Linked DNA regions of Mus musculus: regions 1 and 3 are each linked to region 2. A link is a loop called in an ENCODE intact Hi-C map of the cell type or tissue named here. Cell type or tissue: gastrocnemius. All regions are shown on one strand.

The links. Peaks named below come from ENCODE experiments on the same cell type or tissue, not always from the same donor. Only the 100,000 strongest peaks of a DNase experiment are listed, where the experiment ranks them.
Region 1: a loop joins it to region 2, with 8 times the contacts of the local background. A loop is called at or near these places in 18 of 42 quality-filtered maps.
Region 3: it touches region 2 in a loop (4-fold over the local background); 38 of 42 quality-filtered maps call a loop at or near these places.

What each region holds. Positions count from the first base shown.
Region 1 is chr16:86,641,814-86,649,813 of GRCm38, reverse strand. No RefSeq gene overlaps it. Among named protein-coding and RNA genes, the nearest start is that of Gm32461, 160 kb to the left of the region's middle. In gastrocnemius, a CTCF peak has its summit at 4,784; no DNase peak of the experiment used is centred here; H3K27ac peaks cover 708 bases.
Region 2 is chr16:87,243,313-87,251,312 of GRCm38, reverse strand. Gm41484 (a long non-coding RNA gene) reads left to right here and starts at 4,620. Exons shown (of 3, transcript XR_876207.2): 1 at 4,620-5,739. In gastrocnemius, CTCF peaks have their summits at 1,203 (motif pointing right), 2,459 (motif pointing right) and 4,599 (motif pointing right); DNase peaks (open chromatin) are centred at 2,469, 4,613, 5,727, 6,498 and 1 more place; H3K4me3 peaks cover 693 bases; H3K27ac peaks cover 1,519 bases.
Region 3 is chr16:85,816,604-85,824,603 of GRCm38, reverse strand. 4930556C24Rik (RIKEN cDNA 4930556C24 gene) reads right to left here and starts at 5,393. Exons shown (of 4, transcript NR_040506.1): 1 at 5,297-5,393. In gastrocnemius, a CTCF peak has its summit at 4,330 (motif pointing left); no DNase peak of the experiment used is centred here.

The sequences.
Region 1 (8,000 bases), 600 kb after region 2:
ACTCTGAAGAAATATAGTTTGCTGGTCATCCTCCTCTTCCATCTCCACATGTGAACAAAAGAAAAATGGAATTTTCCCAGTAGCTTTAATTAATTAGTAAGGGGGATTTCAAAAAAAGTGAAAGAAAGACTCCAATGTTTGGAGCTTTGATTTGACTGCTGATTTTTAGAGACCCTGAGTATATTGTGAGTTTCTGGGCAAGGATAAAGCAAGCCATATATATGTTTTTTTTTTAATGAAACTGACATATTTCTCAGGGGTACAACATACTGGCTTATGTTACTCTAAAATAGATTTGACCAAAAATATTACCTTAAACCAAGCAAACAAACAAACTCAAAGAAGAGGTACAGATAGGCTGCATTCTAATGGTCTGCTTCAAAGAATATTTGTTGAGAGGTCTCAGATAATCTTTCAAATCATGAATTGGAAGGAAATATGACCCTGTCTTGTCAGTGTCCCCTACTTATAAGTGTATACTTCATTCTTCACATACATTAGCCTGTGACTTACTTAAGAGTGGCTTATGCAGAAGAGATGTAGGGAGCCAGGGAAATGAAAAGAAGCCACTGGTCTCCATACTATGGGCTCCTAAGGTCAGTCAAGTCTAAGAAAAGGGTGGCATAGGCCATTAAATGTGGATCTTTTTTGCTACCTCATTGGATAAGATGGAGCTGTACTTGTGTGGTTGGGGCTTCATACATGTGCAGTAGAAATTGAACCTGTAGTGTAGAGAGTTCATGTTATATCTTAATCCTTGAATATTTAATATTCTGGAAACATGGGCACCAATATTGAACCTTTTAATGCTTGGCTTGTTGGAAGTTTTATTTAGCAGGCCTGAACACATCATGTGTAGATATTCAGAGTAACTCCTGGGAACCTAATACACGGAGTTCCCCCACAGCACAAGATGCGCTTTGATACACAGAAGAGTTTCCTTTCTCCACTTCGTATAGACATCACTAGATATTTTTAGAGACTTTGTTTTAATTATGTGTATTTACATGTTTGTGGGAGTAAGTTGGGTATGTGAATGCAGCACCCATTAAAGGCAGACGATGGTAAAGGATTTCCTGGAACATGACTTATAGGCAGTTGTGAGCTTCTTGACTTGGGTGCTGGGAACCAAACCCAAATCCTCTGAAAGCACAGTGCATTCTTAACTGCCAAGCAGTCTCTACAGTTCCTCCTCCTCATACAGCTAATGATAGCTCATCATGTCCAAGATCAAGTCCTCAATGTCAAACATGCTAAAGGTATACACTAGTTCAGGGCACTCTTCTCATCAGTGTGTGCAACACATTGGGATGTGTGTAATTTGGCTTTTATGAAATAATAGTTTTCATGAAACTCTAGTTTCAGTGTTATCAAAATTTACTCATTATTAAAATGCTAGAGATTTAAACTTTACTATATAACATATTTTAAATAAAGGTTTTATGGTTAACATAGTAGAGAAATGGAGCAGATACTAAAGTAAACTTTATAAGATACAGTATCAAGAAACAGAGAATAAGCAAAGAGGATAACAAAAACATTTTGCTTGGCTGGTATGACTAACAATTTATGACAGCTAATTTTTTTTTCTTTTTTTGAGACAGGGTTTCTCTGTAGCCCTGGCTGTCCTGGAACTCACTCTGTAGACCAGGCTGGCCTCGAACTCAGAAATCCACCTGCCTCTGCCTCCCAACTGCTGGGATTAAAGGAGTGCGCCACCACCGCCCAGCGACAGCTAATTTTAAAGATTAGGAAGCTACAAAGGTTGATGGCATTGCTCGCAGTTAGCTGCTACTGGATGCTTACAAATCTCTTCCTAGCTACTGAAGAGAATGAAGAGTTTTTACAAAGTAGCAATCAAAGAAAGGAAGAAGTGATAAAATTTTCAAGAAGCATAGAGACCAAGTCCACATTCTATAATTGCATAATTAGCTTAAATTTAAGATTACATTACACATTTCAACTAAGTGGATAATTCATTAATCGCAGATGTGTTTCACTCTTAGAGTAATCTGTATGCTTTTCAAGATTTTATTTATTTATTTATTTATTTATTTATTTATTTATTTGTGAGTGATGTGCGTTTAGCCTACATATGTGCCTCTGAAGGCAAGAAGAGGACACTGGATCATCTGAGACTGGAGTTACGGATAGTTGTTTATTAACTTGTAGGTGCTAGGGATTGAACTGAAGTCATCTGGAAGAGTAGCCAGAGTTCTTAACCACAAAGCCATCACTCCATCCCATCAGGGGAAAAAAAAAACCTGTCCTAAACCAGACAGCGCATGAAGGCTATGATTATTTCACCGTTTGAAATAAGGTTTAACCAAAGAGTTTACATGGAGTTAAAAAGTGACCAAGTATTTAAAATGAGTCAAACTGTGTGTGCTTTGTTCAGTTCAGGTCTGTTAAATATCAAGGGTGGACGTGCCAACCTTGCTTAAGATCAGCACTTAAATCGGTCAGCTATCTCATGCTGATAAATAACAGAGAGGCAGGCAGAGACTGCCTTTTAAAACTAAATAATCCCAAGAAGGCAAAAGTTGAGCCCTCCTGAATCGGATCCATGAACACCCATATGTGATTCCATCTGTTTGCCTGTCTATTCTTTTATGTTCAAACCTGCAGAAACACCAGATCCATTCCCATAAGTAATTTCAGTGACTAAAATATACATTATCGGGGTAAAAAAAAAAAAAAGCACCACACATGGAAGGCTAGGAGAGAGTCTATTTAAGTGGCAACCTCAAATGCCTTTACTATTTGTCTCTTTAGGGTGGAGAATCTTGGGTTAGGAACAAAGCCTGTTAGGCAGGGAGCTTAATAATCATCAACTTTCTCAAACCAAAGGACAAAACCACCACTGTAGTATTCTGATCTGTCAGCAGTCTCTCTTCTAGTTCATTCATCACGAGGTCCCTAGATTTAACAAGAACCCACTTCAAAGACCATGCATGGGAAACTCACCTCTTCAACAAAAGTCTTCTTTGAGCCTCTGCAGAGGGATTGCTTCTTTTACTCTTTATCCCAGAGGTGAATTTCATGTTTGCTGATACCATAATCTCTAGCAATAGACTTTGAAGTACTAAATAATTATTGTATATATGTTTCCCATTGCAAAGTTAACATGTTTCTAGTACTATCATAGTGTTGGTTTTTGTTTATAGTGAAAAAAACCCTGAATTTGAGAAACATAATGCATAATTTTGCTTATGTCACAGTAAAAAAGAATATTTAGGAATAACAGAACATTAAAAGATGGTGTTTAGGCATAGTGAGATGGTTCTTGCTGCCAAGACTGATAACTTGACTTTGATGCCAGGGGCTCACAGGGTGGGAAGAAGAGAGACCCAACTCAACAAGCTGTCCTCTGACCTCTTCGTGTGTGTTAAGGCATGTGCTCCACATACAATCACAAAGAAAATAAGGATAATAAATCACATGAACTTCCAAGCTCAGTTAGGGGACTGGAGAGATGGCTCAGAACTTATGAGCACTTAAACGCCTGCAGAGGACCCAGTTGGATTTGGTACCTAGCACCTATGCCAACTCTGACTCTAGAGGATCCAAGGTTCCCCTCTCCCCTCAAAGACTCCTGCAAACAGATAGTGTGTATATACATATATATATATATATATATATATATATATATATATATATATATATATATATATTCACTAGGTCACACATATTACATAAACAATGTTTTCAAAACTCTAGATAAAAACTCTGATGGAAAAATTCTAAAAAGTAGTGTTTATGATAATTTCCAGACTTCACAGAAAACACCTATGAGTGCTTTTCAGATTCTCTGCGGCATGTTGTGACGTATTTTCTCTGCTCTGGTTGTCACGTATTTTCTCTGTTGGCCTGCATCCATTTGTGAATACCCAGGGACAGTTTTTGATCTGAATACTTCTTTCTCTATTTCTAATTAGAATGACTCTTAATTTTACACATGCTAGGGTGGTTTTCATCACATGAAACTGAGGTAAATGACATTCTGTTTTATGGACGAAGGAACTAGAAGATGGTGTGATGGGCAGCCTCAGATCCCTCTGTAGGAACACAGGTTCAAGGGCAACAGCTTGTTTCCAGTCACTCATTCTCTGGGACCTTGTCTTTGACTGTTGGACTTCAGGTCCTTGCCTGCTTCTCCCAGCTCTGGTGTGCCAATCACTTGGACACAAGCATGTCATGTGCCACTTTGTATTGTCAGTCATGTAAGCTGACTCAAAGTTACTGGAAGCTCTTTCCAAATCTTATATCAGAGGATGAAAAACAAAGGGCATGCTTATGACTCAAAATCTAGAAATTGCTTGTTTATAACATTTTAGAAAGATCAAAACAGATGTACATAACACTTTTTTAAAAATCTAAAACAATAAAGCCAGTGATGTTATTGTGTGCATGCAGGTTATATAAAGCTTCTTTGTAGCCACAGAGGGTTTGTTGTGGCACAGAGTCGAAGAAACAGAACCAAAAGGATTTGTTCATTTTTGCATGTGATAATGATTACCAGAGTCACAGCCATCAGAAGTGAGTACTAACTACAGGCAAATAAAGTTTCACAAGCCCCAGTGAGCAGCGATTGCTTAACACAAAGACAGATTGCTGTGCTCTGACACATGGAGTGAGAAATATAAATGATCAAGAGTTCCCTCTTTCCAGACTTCAGAAGTGAGAGAGCTGTGTGTCACTCTTCCTTTTATGTTGAGACTGAGGACTCTCAACTAACATGGACTTTCTGGCACAAGATCATTTCCGTAAATATTCCAACTCCAACCACTAGATGTCATGCAGAGATCATAAAGTAAACCATCTTGGCTGCTTATTACATTAATCATGACCAGTTCTGTAACTTCAACATTTAAGGTAGTCTGGGGAAATGTCTGGTTGCTATTAAAGGTGCAGAACAGTAATGCTTTGTCTCATGTTATATTTGATGTTTGCAAACACTTTTGGCAAATATAAAAGACTCATCTTCAAGGTTACAAAAAGCTATTTCAAAAACATGAAAAATGCAGATTCTGGAGTTAAAACAATCTGAAAGTTTTCCAAATATAGAAATGTAGTATTATATGGTAAGAAACGGAATTCAAACAACTAGAATGAAGGTGTCCTAGAATTATTTTTAAAGATTTGGACCCAGGAAGCATTTGGATGAAAAATTGTGTTGGCCATGTGCTAAATGAGTAAATCTGGTATAACACTTAAGTTCTCTGAGTTAACTGTGAACAACTAAAATGGAGTGATTGTGAAAATTCAGTGAAGCACTGGACATAGGTCATTTGGAAGAGTTCTTGACATATTGTAGGTGTTCAGCCAATCATATTAATTGCTTCAATTATGCTTCCATCATGATGAAACTGCTGTATGACATAGTTATGGAAGTAGATTAGAAAACAGAATTTAGCAATGGAATGTGAACTTATAAACAAAATGAAATGTAAGGTTAGTCCTAAAAGATTGCTAGTTCTTCAGGAAGAAAGAAAATGAGACTCTAGACAAGGAGGATCTTTGAACATAACTTCAAAGGATAAAAAGGAAGTTTGACTCACTTGTTATGTGTTAGGAAGTGTTTGTTAAGCTGTGCTGCATACCAGATTCATCTAACCATATAGGGTATATTGCTTTTTAATATTACGTTGTAATTAGCTTACCAAGGGTCAGGTTTTCTTGTGGCTTTTTCTTGAGTCCAAAGTTTTGAAGCCATAGTTTACTATTGAAACTATAAGTTTATAAGTTTTGCATGGGGAAGCCCCAGAGAACCTCAGGACAATACCAGCAATGGCTACTGTTGTGGCTGATCACTGGAAACACATACTAACACCCTCTTGTTCTAGACATCACGTGCATTTGTCATAGGATATAGAGAACACAGGCTGGATCTGAGCTGGAAATTTCTTCCTCTTTGGCTAGCCCATCATAGTACCAAAGGATGCTATAAAGGCAGCTGGGGAAATTTCTATCTAAGCTAAAGAGCTTATAGTCTATAGTAGAAAAAACAAAACAAAACAAAACAAAACTGCTGTTGTTTTTGTGCTAAGTGGACATGATTTTCCCCTCCAAATATCATTCTAAATAATTATGTTTATTCCCAGAGATTAGTGCTGCCATCATCTTTGGATAAGGTGATGTATTTTCAGTGGGTAATGATTAGCAGCAAAGACCCATAACTGGCCAGAGTGCTGAAAATAAATGATGGTTAAAGGATTATTCATAACTGGGATGTCTATACCCACTCAGAGGCCCAATGAACATTGTGTAAGAGAGAAAGACTATACAGTAAAGACTATAAGAAGATGGATTTTATGCCATACTGGGTTTTATGCACAACAACTTTGTATTAACAAAACAATTTTGTGTGATCAAAATGTATTGCATACATTTGTGGAATTTACAATAAAATTGTAAACAAATAATATATTTTAATAAAATACAAGGAGAGAAGGCATGACTCTACTAACATTATGGTAGCGGATATAGTATTAAAACAACTATTAATGACCTATCATTATAATAGTAGATTAAGGCATTATTGAATCAACAATGGAGAAACTCCTAATTCTAGTAGAAGAAAATCAAGACAGAGACCCACAATGGTCAAAGTACAGAAGAAAAGAGAATTCAGAATGTCCATCTGTAAAGAGAACATATATCCATTACCTCTTCCAAAGGCTCAAGGCAACAGAGGATCTATTGGTAATTCTTAGTTGCTGGGAAAGGTTAGGCCAGTTTTCTCTATAAGTATAACCCACTGACAAATTGACCACTCTCCAATGGAAGACCGAACATCCAAGAATTTTCGGGTATCAAGTTGGCCTTGATGGTAAACAAGGAGGTGCCAAATAAGGTGGAAAGGGAGGGGGAATCATTTGGGGGAAAATAGTTATGATCACAACACATTGAATGAAGGAAGCTCTCGAAGTTTAACCAATGTGAAGTAAGGTCCCTGGTGGATTCCAAGCTCATCGATTGAAGGGGTGTTTTGCTGTATGGATGATATAAGTTCATAGAGTTCATTCTAAGAAAATTGGCATTTTTTTCTCCATGCAATAGTGATCTGGAAGGGCTACATCTTTAGAAACGTCATGTAGTTAGATACATATTTTTATCAAAGTTCCTTTGCTTTTCTTGTTCAGGTTGTATTTGAAAAGTTGATCATTCTTGAGGAGCTACTTAATTGATCACAATAATATGCTAGGGTATTGGGAAGAGGAATTGATCACAATAGCATGCTAGGGTATGGGAAGAGGAATCAGAAGTTGGCTTTGACACTGTGCTTTCTAGAAATATCAGAAGTTATACCTATGAAGACCAATATGTCTGTCTGAACATGAACTGATATATATGCTAGCAACACTAATAAGCATGCTAACATAAGGAGAGGGAAGCTCATAAGGCTTCACTCTACAAAAATAGACAACTAAACACGCTAAGTGAAGAAACACACACATACATACACACACACACATGCACTGCTCATAATTTTCTGGATAATGAAATCATAATTTCCCATCTTTATACAACCTTTGCTTACATCAAAAAAGGTTTTCTAAAGTCAAGTTACAAAGGGAAAGGTATTTTTTTCCAAACACAGCACTACTATACTTAAGTAATTGATTTTGGAATAATCAAGTTTGGTTCTACTTTTCTGAATATTGAATTTTTATGATTTAATAATTTTAAAACACCAATATAAGAAGTAACCTTGAGATTACAGTCTAGAAAACAAGTTGAACACATCAAGACTATTTAATAATTCATGAAGACATGGCATACTGCAGGTTGGCAGGTAGAAAGAAGCTTACTGTGTAGCATACAGGTTGGCACAAGGACTTGTTTGAAGTATGGAGTCTGGTAGAACACTAATATTTCCTCAGTTCAGGAGGGTGTTGAGCCCTCATTTGAAAGACACCTTACAAGTCCTAAACATATCTAATGTTTTTTATAACTTATTAAATTTACTACATTATTTTATAAACTTGTTTATAATT
Region 2 (8,000 bases):
TCCTCCCCCTCTCCAGCCTGAGCCATCTCTCCAGCCCCGACCTCACACCTTCTAAAGGCTTTTCTTCTCATCTAACATTTACCCCGCCCCCACCCTCTTATAGTCTGGCTTACTGGGCTGGCCCTCTGTGTTTTGTACCTGGAGCTCCCTCCTCCATTTCTCTATTTCCTATCACGAGTGTCATGTCTGTGCTTCAGGCAGCCAGATGCCTTTCCTCTCAGGGTTTTTGCACCAGCTCTTCATTTCTCTCTGGAATGCCCTCCACAGATCATCACATGAGTAGATCAAACATTTATTTAGATCAGGCAGAGTTTAATTTCATCTCTCAGAGCGCTCAGCGCGAAACAACTCCTCCCTATCAGCACATACTGTAATGAGAAAAAAAAAATAATAAAGTTTTCTTACTGATGCCTGATTTCTCAGAGCTCAGCACTTTGAAATACTTTTTTCCCCCACTTAGTTATTTTTCTTCTGTGCAAGTTTGTGTAGCTCAGAACACAGCTCTTAGAAGTTGCTCTCTCCCCTGCCTTATGGGGTTCAGGGCCTGAACTCAGGTCACGAGGTTTCAACACGGCATCTTTATACTCGGAACCACCTCCATTCGCCAAGCCTAGCAGCTTTTCTTGGACGTACTCAGGGTGTCAGAATGCTTACCGCCCCGCATCGTACTTTCTTGTTATCGGCTAACTTACTCGAAAGAGAGGATTAGCCCAGTGCCAAGAATCACTGACTGTGAAGTCAGGTGTCACAAGGCCTTGCTAGATGTGTGGCTATAAACCAGGTGACCTCCAAAGACCTCAGTTTCTTCCCCTGTAAAGTAAATAGGAGTTATGGAGGCAATTCTTAAAATGTGTAAATGTATCAGCAGCGACACGATACACTGAACCCCACCCCCATCAAAAGCTCCACGTGAATGCCAGCTCCACTCGGTGTAGGGTGTAGGACGAGTATGTTCTTCCCATGACCATTTAGAGGAATTATGTAGGTATGCCATCTAAAGCTTTTATAAGCTTTAGATATTATTATACATGTATCTACAATACAGATGTGGTCTTAGTTGCTTTCATCCCCATATCTTGATTGAGTTACGTAGAAAACATGGACTTAGTGAAAATCAGTAAGCTAAGTGCCACTCTCCTCAGTTGCCTGTTACCAGGTAACCCTAGCAGGGTAATGGTTTCTGAAGTGCCCTTACCTCGAGCTTCCTGAAGGTGGCAGTGGAGCGCCAACATTGGAAAAAAACAATCTGCTGTTCTTGAAAGGCAGCTAGGATAAGAAAGTTACCGACGGGCTTAAAATTCCTTTCCTTATTATTCTTGCTGAGAAGATGTGGATCGTGATAGGGTGGGCACCTGATCAAATACAAATGATATCTGATGGAATAGTAAAACGTTCTGCTGTTATTATTCTTTAAGACCTCAGATAGAAGAGCAACTCCACAGCAGTTGGAGCGAAGTGGAACTGGCAATGAGGTGACAAAGAGGACAGGCAGCAGGGAGAACAGGGTGACCTCTTAGTGTGTCAGAAGCACCGCCAGAAATTCAGGGTGGAGGTCTCTGAGAGGGGGCAGGTCAGGGTCTCCCTGCCCTCGTGCATGTTTCGAAGGGTAAAATTTTCGGAAGTAAAGATGCATGAATGCTAGAGTCTATCCTGTCCACACCTACAAATCTTCGTGTCTGCTAAGGGGTTGAGCGCATAGCACTAACGGAAAGATCTAACCCAATCACAAAAGAAGTCACTTGATATGCACTCATTGATAAGTGGATATTAGTCCAGAAACCTAGAATACCCAAGAAACAACTTCCAAAACACAAGTAAATCAAGAAGGAAGACCAACGCGTGGATACTTCATTCCTCCCTAGAATATGGAATAAAGTATCCATGGAAGGAGTTGCAGAGACAAGGTTTGGAGCTAAGACGAGAGACTGCCCCACCTGGGGTCCATCCCATAATCAGCGACCAAACGCAGACACTATTGCATACGCCAGCAAGATTTTGCTGAAAGGACCCTGATATAGCTGTCTCCTGTGAGGCTTTGCCAGTGCTTGGCAAATACAGAAGTGGATGCTCGTAGTCAGCTATTGGATGGAACACAGGGCTCTCAATGGAGGAGCTAGAGAAAGTACCCAAGAGCTGAAGGGATCTGCAACCCAATAGGTGGGACAACAATATGAACTAACCAGTACCCCCAGAGCTTGTGTCTCTAGCTGCATATGTAGCAGAAGGTGGCCTAGTTGGCCATCATTGGTCTAGCAAACTTTATATGCCCCAGTACAGGGGAACGCCAGGGCCAAGAAGTGGGAGTGTGTGGGTAGGGGAGCAGGGCGGGGGGAGGGTGTAGGGGGACTTTCGGGATAGCATTTGAGATGTAAATGAAGAAAATACCTAATAAAAAAATTAAAAAAAAAAAAGAATATAGTTAAGTCTCTAGATAAATAGAGATACTTCACACTGGCCACCAGATGGCAACATTGCACTGTAAAATGCTTGCAGTTGAATTCATCTTGTAAAACTTTTTTTCCCACTTTGAGACAAGATTTCTCTGTGTATCCCTGGCTATCCTGGAAATTACTGGGTACTTCAAGATGGTCTTGAACTCAGCAGTCCACCTCTGCCACCCAAGTGCTGGGATTAAAGGCATGCATTACCACCACCATGAGGCTTCACCTTATAAGCTCTTAAGAAGTACTAAAATCATGCTTACTCCCCTCCCACGCGTGGGGATCATGCTTAAAGGAGCCATGAGTCTGTGCTTGAACCGCCTCATTAATGAAGAACACATTTTGCCAGCAGTGGCTGATTAAGTTAACACTCCAGTTCCTTGAGGCCAACTTGAACATTTAAACTTTGAATTATTCATACTGTGAACGAAATTATCAGTGAACGAAAACAACTAATCAGAGTGTGAATGGAAGTAAAATATTCTCATTGTTAGAGTGTATCAGCTGTTATAAAGTTGCAAGACAATTTTTTTTAAGTGTTTGGTTCATAATTTAGTTTCTTCAGCTTGCAGTCTAGGAGATAGTCTACAAGCAGCAGTGAGGTAGAAACAGGGTCCTGCTTCAAAGTTAGCCTCAGTTATATAACAAAGTTGAGACCAACTTGGGTTGCAGAGACCTTATCTCAACAAAACAAAACAAACAAAACAAAGAAAAACAATATGTATACATTTTATGTTCAATCTGTCTAAGATTGCTTTCGGGTACATAATACATGTGAGGTAGATGAGTTTTGAAGGTTATTGTAAAATAATATCTGTAAACACCCAGCACAAGCCTCACACATGGGAAGGATTATAATATACAGAGGCTGTTGCTCAGTGTATTAAGAAATAATGAATTCACACAAAAATCCTCTACTGGCGCAGGCAGGAAAGGCTGAGGGATGCATGTTCAGAGCGCAGAGCCCCACTTTTAGGCGTGTGGGGAGGACTTGAGAAATGACTCTAGGTAGCTCACTGCCCAGAAAGCCCTCGGCGATGGGCTGTTAACAGTGTCCAGTAACTGAGGGGCAGCCCTTGGTCCTGGGAAGGCTCGATGCCCCAACGTAGGGGAATTCTAGGGAGGGTAGGCGGGAGTGGGTGGGTGGCTGGGTAGGGGAGCGCCCTCATAGAAGCAGGGGTAGGGGGAGATGAGATAGGGGGTTTTTAGAGGGGAAACCGGGAAGGGGGCTATCATTTGAAATGTAAATAAATAAAATATCCAATTAAAAAAACAAAACAAAACAGTGTCCAGTAACAGCTCGCATGTCTGGTGCAGTCGTGAAGGAATGCATTGGGAGAGTGTCTACTGGCGTTGACTTATTGACTCATTCTTCGATCACTTCAGAACTACAGGGCATTCTGTGTCCTTGGTGACCCTGTCAAAGCACCATTCACACGCTACAGAAACGATACAGGAAAAAGATGCTCGTTCTTACAGGGATTGTCCACCCTCTGCGTCATGAGACTCATCTGTTCACCTCCCTTACTGCCCTCCTCCATGTCCGCCCCTCCCCTCTGGTCCTCTTTCTGTCCTAAGCCTGTTTTGGTCTTCTTTCTTATCGAGTGCAACTTCCCTCCCCCCACCCCCATCTCATAATCCCTCGTCTGGATTCCTGACACACTGGAGCGAATATCTGACCTCGATGAAGTCTCTCAGTAGACACCGTTAGATTCCAGCTACCATCAATCAGCCTTCTCTTCCTTTTTTCCTCCCCGTTTCTGTGTTTTTCTTTCCTGGGATCCTGAGGTCTTATGTCTTATCCATGTTCTGTTAAATTTGGGTACAAACAACAGACAGAGGTGTCTTACCCAATTTCTTATTTCTTTTTGTGTCCTCCCCACCCTGGCCCAATTACTGTGTTGAATTCTCATTCTACAGAACTGTAAAATGCAAATGCGTTTTAAAGCGGCACTGTTGTGTTTCTAGAAGACACAGCACATCGACCCCTCCTAGTATTCACTGCCACTGTTTGGGGCCAGAGATACGACTCTGACCACAGGGAACATTTTGGTCTAAACCTTTCTTTTCCTGTCGTGCTAGGGAAGTTTTTCTTCCACTGTGGGACAGGCACACTTCTCTAGAGGTCACCGAGGTGCCAGAGGGCGGCTCAACCGCTAGAAGCTGCAGAGGGCAGTATAACACCACACATGAGCGTGTAGGAGCACACCCAGTGTGTCATCATCTGCTTTTTCTTTCTTAGTGGGTAAGTTACTGGAACATTAAAAAAAAAATGATTATTTACGGTGAAAACTTGGAGAAGCGATCGCGCCTGGGTTTTCCAGTTCCCTCCTCCGACTGTGCTACAAAGTACCAGGCTGCAGCCTCCCTAGGAGGAGGCCCTCGGCACACACGTCGCAGCTCCGGCTACCAGCTCGAGCCGAATCCCAGTGTCAGAGTAACACAGAATTTGAAATCCAACCTCCGAGATGTTCTTAACCTCCTTTCAAGTTTCTGAAGATATGTTTACCAAATGTCGGCGAGGGAACAATGGTTCTCAGAACTTACAGCAAGGAGTGACGGGACAGAGACTCATCCTGACCGAGGCGTGGATGGCGCCACTCCACACCAGATAGGAGGAAAGAGTTCAAGACAGGACCTTTGAGGAACTTGATAATTGCTGTTTTCAGCAAAATGTAACTTTAAACCAAAGGACGGCAGACTTCCTGGACAGGTCCAGACACTAAATCTTTCAGGTTTTATGAACTTCATGGTCTCTGTCGTAGCTACCCAGCTCCTGTACCCTGAAAGAGCACCCATTGGCAACACACACACACACACACACACACACACACACACACACACACACACACACAGAGTACGATCCCTTGAACCAACCTACAAATACAGGTAGCTCATTTCATAGTTTGCTGGAGTCTGCTTCAACGGAGCCTGATTTTCCATTTTGCCATAGTAGAATTGAACCTTTTCAAAGATCAGTTTCTTCTTTTGTATTTTTAACAAGTTAATCTTTTTGCCTTCTGTCCGTCTCAGACACGACTTCGTGATGCTCTGTTCCCTTTTCTTTGTTTTTAAAGAGATAAAATGTTGAGTTGGGCTGAAACAGGAAACCCTATCCTGAGGTTGCCATTGGAGATAGGTCTAGTCATCTTTTTGGCTTAGGCCTGCTTCATTTTGTCTTATTTTGTCTCATGTGGTTCATCTGGCTTGAGTTCAACCTTAGGAACAAGGCTTGAGACTTGGAGTTGTGCTCACTTTGGAACTGAACCAGCAATGGAGAGGAGCCGATGCTGGCCAGGTAACATAAAAAAGTGTGTGCTTGTTGCACAAACAAGCCGGCATAGGAGCAAAGCAAATCCATCTGTTGTCGCGCTAGGGGTAAAGTGTAGGTACCTTTTAAAACCGTGACCTGTATCTAACAAAACACAGTTAAGGATTCTCAGAAAAGTGATGTGTTAATAGTCAGGTCTTGTAGGAGGTAATTACAGATGGTGTTCACCGATAGCTACTTGCCAATGTTTAATCCTAGGCTGGTAACAGTCCAGGTTTGAACAATGATGCTGAGTGAGTAAACCTGACCATGAAGATCAAAGAAAAGAGATCCCAGGCTCTCTCTCTCTCTCTCCCTCTCTCTCCCTCTCTCTCTCTCTCTCTCTCTCTCTCTCTCTCTCTCTCTCTCTCTCTCTCTCCCTCTGCCATTGTTGTGTTCTAAGCGTTCTATGAGCCGGTGCTTGCCCAAGTGGACACCCACGGAGGCCAGAGACTGATGTCTGGATGTCTTCCCAAATTATTATTATTACTTTTTAACTTTGAAAAAGACTTCAGTTTTAGTTTATGCTCATGCGTATGTGTGTGGGTGTGCATGTGTAGATATCATAAGACGTCGCTTGGTATCTTGAAGTTGGAGTTGTAGGAGATTGTGACTCTTCATGGATGCGAGGAATTAAGCTCAAGTCCTTGGCAAGAGCAGATGGAAATCTCAGCGGTCTCCTTGCCTCCCCTACCTTAGTTTTTGAGGCAGGGTTTCTCATTCAATCTGTTCCTCAACTTCAAGTTGATTGGCTGTCCATCAAGCCCTCAGGATCCGCCCACTTCTGCCCCTCATGTTGGCATCACAGGAAGTTGCAGCCATGTCAATCGTCCAGTGTGATCCGAATGCTTGTGAGGTGGGCCCTTCACTCACTGACCCTGTGTAGCTTTGGATAAAGATGTTGTTTGAGAGAGATCAACTTGCTAGACTCTTTTCAGCCCATCAGACTCTGGACGAATGAAGCAGCTCTTCTCCAGTTTTATCCTACCCCACCAAATAAACTTCACTTGACAGATTTGGTCTCCCTTGGATTCTAAGCTTATCTATTTGCCAGACATTGTAGGGTGAATCTGAGATTGGTGAAGTGGATTGTTCTCACAAATCTCTTCAAACTTCAATCGGGAGTTGAATTTACACAGATTTACCTATGAATTACCTACATTATTTACACGCAAACTATAATAATACCCAACTATAAAATACTATAAAAATGGGCATGAGTCAGTGATTGGTGCTCAGGTCTTGACTAATGATCGTTGGAATCTCTGCTTTGTGGAAAATAAAGTCTCTCTGGAGCTGGACCTGCACTTTGTTTTCAATTTTCTTGCTAGCTTAGAAGTCTTACTGTGTGGCTTGGGCTGCAGAAAGAGAAGCAGATGGAGAAAGTTGCCTTATGGGACAGCTTCGGGGAATGTGGTTGCAGGGATAGAGGTAGGCTTTATGTAGGGGAATTTCCATGTGAACGTACTGGAAAAAGGAACTGACATGGGAAACAGACACAGGGTCCTTGGGAACTGTCCTGTCTGTGGAAAGCTTGTCTTAAATCCAGGACAGAACAGGGGAGTGTTCTTGAGAATTTGCTCAAGGTGTTGGGGTAAGGGACCTGTTTAATTATTGGTTTGAACGTGATGGAAAGAGGAAGGCACACCCTCCAGCTGACACAAAATGGGCTTTGTGTGTGTGTGTGTGTGTGCAGGTATGTGTGTGTGCGTGTGTGTGTGTGTGCTTCACAGAAGTCTTCTGAGAAACACTCCTCATTTCGGTCCATGTTTGGAAAAACTTGGGAGTCTATTTTAATACCCAGACTTTCATATGGCATACCCAGACTTCTTTCAGAGGGGGATCCTGCTGTTGGGCTGGGTGCACACTGGCCACGTCTAGTCACTGAGTGCTTAAAATGTATCAGTTACAGCTGAGAAACCAAGTTCTTTACTTTGCAGAAGTTTACATAGAAAGTTCTCCTCCCGTTATCTCATTAGCATAGAAAGTTCTAGTTAAATAGCTCCAGAAGGTGCCTGCTTGCTAATTTCCTTCTTCCTTCCTTCCTTCCTTCCTTCCTTCCTTCCTTCCTTCCTTCCTTCCTTCTTTCTTCTTTCTTTCTTTCTTTCTTTCTTTCTTTCTTTCTTTCTTTCTCTCTCTCTCTCTCTCTCTCTCTCTCTCTCTTTCTTTCTTTCTTTCTTTCTTTCTTTCTTTCTTTCTTTCTTTCTTCTCTTTGCTTCCTTTATTTCTCTCTTTCTCTCTCTCCCTTC
Region 3 (8,000 bases), 1.4 Mb after region 2:
CCACCATATAGACAGAATAAAAGACTATAGATGTAAAAGATAATATATTATCTTTTTATAATTACATAATTATTATATATTATAATTAATATAATTATACTATTTAGTTATAATTATTTATAATGATATATAATTAAATATAATTATTTAGTAATAATATAAATTAATATCATATAATTAAATGATTTATATAATTATATAATTAATATAAGTGTAATTGATAATTATATAATATATTATATAATAAAAGATAAAATCCTATAAAAATCTACTACCATAGAAGCTTCCTAAGCTATATACGTATATGAAAGTAATTTAAACGGACTTTTTCTATAACGGAGAAAACAATGACCAGACTAGTTATCTTATGCTAATGAATAGAAATTCCAATACCAGGAATGGGTTACATCCTGTTGATTCATTGGCCAAATGAGCCCCTACAATCGCCACTTGTCTGTAGGATATACTGGTGTAATAGTGGCACAAATGTTATGTGAGTGACCAACACTTTGTTAGTGGACTTAAGGCCCACTTCATGAGATGCAACTTATACCGGACACTGCCAAAATGGCCAAGAACCTGAAACTAGATAGATCACAGAACCTAGGGGTGATCTATCTCAACCCTAACTAAGAAGCTATTTGCAACTGATGCAGGCTCTGAAAGGGAAAATCAGTATTCTTCAATAGAGTTGCACTGAGTCATTCCAGGGCAGCCACACTCCAGGGGAAGCCCCAAGATCAGGAGTAGCTGGTTCACATAAAATGGATCTATGGGTTTTTGTGATTTTTTGGTTGGTTCAGCATTTTTCTTCTTATTTCCTTTATTTGTTTCTTTTCGAGGGGTAGAGAATATGAAGTTGGGTAAAAGGAAGATGGGGAATATTCGGGGAGAGCTGGGCAAAAAGAAAGCAGGAAAGCATATGATCAAAATATATGAGGAAAAAATGAAATCCAATAAATACAAAATGTCAACAAGAAAGATAGAAGTGATGGTGAATGCTTATGATCCCTGCTGTGGGATAGTGTAGAGGAGGAAACAGGTAGATTTCTGGGACTCACTGACTGGCCCGCCTCACCTAATTGGCAAGCTTATGGCTAGTGAAAGAGCTTGTCTCAAAAAAGGAAGGAAGGAAGGAAGGAAGGAAGGAAGGAAGGAAGGAAGGAAGGAAGAAAGAAAGAAAGAAAGAAAGAAAGAAAGAAAGAAAGAAAGAAAGAAAGAAAGAAAGAAAGAGAGGGGGTGAGGGAGGGAGGGAGGGAGGAAGGAAGGAAATAAGAGAAAAAGAAAAAGAAAGGTGAATAGAACCTGAGATTGACCTGTGACCTACTATCTCTATTAATCTTGAATGTAGAGATTGTTGGCAAATGTGGTACATCACATGAAACCACCCATACACGAATAAAAAGCATGCAAATGTACACACACCTACACATACACACACACTGAATATATGTTAAAACATTCTAATTACAAACACACCAGAAATATCCGTATTGATTAGACATTATAGAGTTTCAAGATTCTCTAGGACCATTGACCTTGAGTTGCGTAAAGAATTAATGCTGATGAGCAAACAAGTCTCAGGTTCCTATAAACTTTCTATTGACTCAACCTCTGATCTCCACTAGAAACACTACAAAGCTACAGATGCTCTTACGGCTGTGGAATTTTTTTTGTGCTATAACACTTAATATGACAATTCCTGAGCTAGTCCAACAGAAATAATTTAAGGAAAGGGGTGAAGTAAAGCAGACCAAGGATGTCTGAAATGATATACTGCATTTGCTGACAATCTCGGCATCCATGACTGCTAGAAATGATAGAAATGCTGAGCAAGCAACCACAGAACGGCCAGGCTTTTGCAACTAGGATAGAGTCAAAGGGAGGGTATGTCACAGCATGGAAACGTGGTCTCATTAACACTTGTAACAAAAAACAGCAACAATCATGTGTGGGAGAAGACAGACATTTGATATCATCCTTTCTGAACTTATCTTCAGCGGTTAGCAGAGGCAGATGATGTCGGGTCCTCTTGCCCAGATGGTCTTTGCAAACTTATCTATGACATGAACCTTCCCAGTGACTTCAGCTGTGTATGACTAAGTGCAGTAGTGAGGGCAGCTGAGAGTCTGGCATCAAAGGAGTCTTCCACACAGAGAAGAAATGACAGGGAAGAAAAGCAAGCCTCCTCCTGCTTACAAATGCTGCTTTTGTGAAGTTACAATATAGTTACAACATCTTTTTCCTTTCCTTTATCCCCTCTAAGTAGTCTCTCTAACAACGACCTACTAGCACACTCTGAAACAGTCTTGTGTATACTCCCACAATAGAACATGAAGTACAGGAGAAGTCCATCTTCCAGGATGTTTGTCAAAAGACATCAAGTCCTTACTAGGCATGAAATACATCTTCATCTTAATTTTCAACTTTCTGTCTTACAGAAATAGATTTCTCTTATATATAAAATAATCCATTAATGGTATGTTTATTATAGTTGCTTGAAGAAACTAAGAAAACCGGACCATGACAATTACCCACTTTTCATTGCTTTCTGGATGCTAGCAATAATTTTACTTTGTTACATCAGATTTGATCTAGGACATCTTTATTAGTTCGTGTATGTCATCAGTAAATGGTAACTCATTGAAAAGAAGCTTCTAATGAGACTTCCCAATGTTCTGAAAGGAGAAATGTAAGTTGAACCATGGACCATAATTTTTATTTCCTTATGTGATTTTTAGCTATGGGCAGTGAGTGAGTGAGTGTGTGTGTGTGTGTGTGTGTGTGTGTGTGTGTGTGTGTCTTTATAGTGATGTAGTGATGCTAAGAAATTCAGGAAGAACTCTGTCTCTTGCTATGCATTATGTGACCCACCTGCGATGGGGAAGATTATGTAATGTCACTTCTCATAAGAAATATGAATGTTCCATGAATGGTTCCCATTTTTCTTTCTTTCTTCCCATGCCATGGTCACTGGGGATAGCATAGCAAAACTATATAGCTTCTAAAATTCATTTGCTGAGTGTGTTTGCTGGTTTCCTTAAAACTAGGATAATGTTTATGTCTCTATTTTTTTTTGTATTTAAGTTATTTGTAGCTACTAATCACATTCTGAAATATATACATTTTTGTGTATTTGCTTATTGACTCCTCCCATTTGAATGAAAAAAGTAGAACCAAGTGAAGAGGGAAAGAAAGAAAGAAGTCGCATGTGTAATCATGTATATGCATGTGTAATGCACATATTCTTTCTATACTTACTTACTTTATTTATATCCTGACCACAGCTTCCCCTCCTTCCTCTCCTCCCAGTACTTTCCCCCCTGTTCTGGCTGGTTTTGTGTATCAACTTGACACAAGCTGGAGTTATCACAAAGAAAGGAGCCTCCCTTGAGGAAATGCCTCCATGAGATCCAGCTGTAAGGCATTTTCTCAATTAGTGATCAAGGGTGGGAGGGCCCATTGTGGGTGGTGACGTCCCTGGGCTGGTCATCTTGGCTTCTATAAGAAAGCAAGCCAGTAAGTAACATCCCACCATGGCCTCTGCATCAGCTCCTGCTTCCTGACCTGTTTGAGTTCCAGTCCTGACTTCCCTTGGTGATGAACAGCAGTATGGAAGTGTAAGCCGAATAAACCCTTTCCTCCCCAACTTGCTTCTTGGTCGTGATGTTTGTGCAAGAATAGAAACCCTGATTAAGTCACCCTCTATCTCTCCTCCCCCATCTACTCACCCTCCCTTTTTTCTTCAGAAAAGGGGAGACCTCCCAAGGATATCAACCAGCCATGACACATTCTTAATGTACCTATACGATGGCAAGTTTAATTACACAGAAGTTATAATTTCATACATATACATATATACAGTTAATACATAAAATTGATCTAACATAGTATAAATATGTATGTGTCCAATGAGACATTTTTATTAGCATTTCCTATAATCCTGAGACATAAAGTGGTATGCGTTTGCATTCAGATAATAGTATCTGTTTTATCAAAATCCAAGATAAAAATTTTGTTAGTACTATTTGGTAATGGGTGAGGTTTCTGATGAATCTTTTAAATTATGTACATGTACTAGTCATGTAAGCTAGAAGTTGTCACACTAACTATACACAAATTAATTTCCAAGGCTTTGTGTTGAGTTGAAATAGAAGCTAGGGTCTAGGACAGCTGCTGTTTAATGTTTAAAAGTTTGCTGAGAAGACAAATTAAAGTTTTTGAAATTAGGAAGTAAAAAAGGCCAGCAACTGATCCGAATGCTTTTCTCCCTCACTAAACTTTCCTAAGAGTCACATAATAACTGTTTTTTAGTGCCACCTTTTGGGTGGTCTTGTTATTACATAACAGCGAAATTGAGAACTGGAAATCTGGTCTCTGTATGTATGTGCATGCTTGAGAGAGTATTTCATGTGGTTGTTGATGTTGTTGTTGTTGCTGATGCTGTTGTTGTTGTTATTTATTCACTTTACAAGCCACTCACTGTTCCCCTCGTGGTCACCTGCTCCCATAATCCACACCCCCATCTCCTTCTCCACTGAGGAGGTGGGGGTCTCCCTAGGTATGCCCCCATACTAAGTCTCCATGAGGCTAGACATATCCTCTCCTACTGAGGCCAGACAAGGCAGCACAACTAGAAGAACATAACCCTCGTACAGACAACAGCTTTTGGGACAGTTAATTAGGACCCACATGCTACATATGTGCAGGAGGCCTACGTCTACCTCTTGCAATTTCTTTGGTTGGTGGTTCAGTCTCTGAGAGCCTCAAGGATCCAGGTAAGTTGACTCTGTTGGTCTTCCTGTGGAATTCCTACCCCCTTAGAGGCTTAAATCCTGCTTCTGTTTCTTCCACAAGAGTCCCCAAGCTCCATCCACTGTTTGGCCGTGGATATCTGCATCTGTCTGAATTAGCTAAGTACATTCTTCACATTAACTGTATAATTTTTTTTGTACCTGTATGGACTCTGTTCACTTCCATTCTCCAGTAGCATGGAGTGAAATCTCCTTACATGTGTTTTTGAGTCATGTGATTCATCATCTGTCTATCCCATTTCCTTGTCCAGCAACAGCAACCCAGGCATTCATACTCATCTAAACAAGTTTTCAAACTATTTCATCTCCTTTTTGTTTAGTTAATTTCAAGGTCAGGGAGCAACTATGGCTGTGTAGAGGACAAGTGTCACTGTTTTGACCGTGAGAAAAATTTGAAAAGCTTCCTAACCCTTCAGGTTTGTCAATGGAGAAATAAAACCTGAGATAAGTCTTAAAATTCTAATTCTGGAAATTGTGCTCACCTATGCCAGAGAAGGTGCATCTGGCTAACATTCATGGTGAGCTATGCTAGAGAAGTAATTGTAACTGACATCCCTGTTGACCTATGCCAGAGGAACTGCCTGTAACTGACATCCCTGTTGACCTATGCCAGAGGAACTGCCTGTAACTGACATCCCTGCTGACCTATGCCAGAGGAACTGCCTGTAACTGACATTCCTCTTCACCTATGCCAGAGGAGGTGCCTGTCACCTACACTTTAATATAAAATGAGCTGATGCAGGTGAGGTGAGATACCTGCTTCCCAAATTTTATAGCACAGTAACAGAACTGTCCGTCACATCTACTATATCAAAATTGACAAGGATGACGGTCTGACCACAAACTAAGATTTCTCTGCTTAAGGTTATATAACTCGGAACAATGATTGACTGGGGTGTGACACTTGTCATAGTGTATCAATCACTCATTAGAATCTAGGTGGCATATTACTCACTCATCTTAGTTCTCAAGGTTCTGTTCCCATCACTAAAAATAAGAAACCAAGAAGCAAAATATAAATCAAAGAAAGAAAAGTGAAATAATTTTATTTAAGTCAATAAACACAGCATCTATTTATAATTTTTGAGTCTCCCTTTTGTAGTAAAACTCCAAACATCATGGAAGTAATCACGTTCTGATTGGATTTAAGTCCTGTTGCACAAGATGAAACCCATACATAGATAGCACCATTACCCAATGAAGAGTCTGTGGCTAGACCAGACACAGGCCCTATAGGAGAGCCTACCCATTATTCTAAATGGGTGTTGTATTGCACTCCCAGTGACTTATTATCCATCATTCAACCCACATGAGAGAAGCCACAGGAGAACCTACTACCATTCTTCTAAATCACCAGTGACGAGACTCCCGGTGACTTATCATCTATCACTCAACCCACAACAGAGAAGCATTGTTTGCAGTATACGATGATCAACACAGAAATCTACAATGTGCCTAAGTTCAGAGAACAAAAATACTATGGAGTTCTCAGTACTAAATGAAACATCTGTCCCCGATCCTCTTCTCTCAAGGCTCAAGGATAACTGTGGAAGGAGGGATGGAAATAGTGTAGGTAACTAGAGATGATGGGTGACTATGAGGAATTGGTGTTTTCTGAACACAGCATATGAACTCACCGCAGTTTTGATGGCATGTGCAAGACCTGTGCAAGTTCAAGCTAGACCAAACCCCAACATGGAAAGAAGAGATGGACATCAAGCCCCAGCCTTTACCAAGAAGGTATTTGCAATTGTTAGCTGCTAGAAGATAGGAAGCCATTTCTCTCTAAGAGTATAACCCCTGATAAGCCTACCAGAGTTCAGTGGAAGGCTACATGGCCAAAAATTTATGCACAACACAAACCAGACTTTGTGGCTTAAAAAAAAAATGAATAAAAAGAGTGCAATAGAGGCATGTGTCCCTGGTGGGAACTAACAGTCTAATGGGACTGCAGGCCCATTCAACAAGATGGAAACTGTGCCTAGTACTGGAAACTTAGCCAGTTATCCAGGGCTCCTGAGGTTATAGCTCTTGGAGGAAAACCTGCCTCTACCACTTTACTGTTCCAGCATGTTCTCTAACTACATTCTCAAGATGTGTCTTTATACTCACAGATAAGTGTAGCTGTCACCTCTCTATGAGAAAGCTTCCCTTTGTTAAAGACAAAGACTACTACAGAAAACCAAAGCCAATCAAAATGCATAGTTGTAGACCCCAGGAAAACTGACACATTTATACTACAACTACTGCTAGGGATCAGAGCAGAAGAGAGTGCAGAAAGATTGCAACAGCAAGAAGAAAATGGCATTTGCTGTAACATTGTGTCTCCTTGGAAGGTCAGAAGCTACACCATAAGTTTCACCAACATGGCCACCTAAACACGACCTGAACAAGGACATTTTCATCCTCTTGCTCACACAATAAATATACAGACATCAAAATGGGAAAGCCCAGGCTGGAGAGATGGCTCAGCATTTAAGAGCACTGACTGCTCTTCCAAAGGTCTTGAGTTCAAATCCCAGCAACCACATGGTGGCTCACAACCATCTGTAATGAGATCTGATGCCCTCTTCTGGGGTATCTCAAGACAGCTACAGTGTACTTACATATAATAAATAAATCTTTAAAAGAAAAAAATGGGAAAGCTCACACAGCTGCAAGCCTAGATACAGAACTACAAGCAATTAAGGAATGTTTGAGAATGGAAAAAGTAGCCTTACTCAAGAAAAAGCATATATTAATTGGATTCAGTACCAAATGATCAGCCATGAAACCCTATATACACAAGTACCATTATATAGACTAAGCAGTTTATATTGTGTATGAAGAAACACACACACATATACATACGCATGTGTGTTACACTTAGAATATAAATAAGCATTTGTGTTACACTTATATATATGTATATACACATACACACATATATTTGTGTGTGTGTGCATGTATGTATATATATATATATATATATATATGTATATATATATATATATATATATATCAACAATTAAAGAAAGGAAGACCCTGAATTTTAAAGTGAGCAGTGTGGGAGGGAAAACATAGAGGGAGATGGGAGAAAGAAAGGGGAAGAGAGAAAATGATGTAATTATACGATAATTCTAAAAATCATTCTTGTGAAAAAACAGAAGGACTCAGAATCAATCGATTGAATATGGAGGCAGGAGA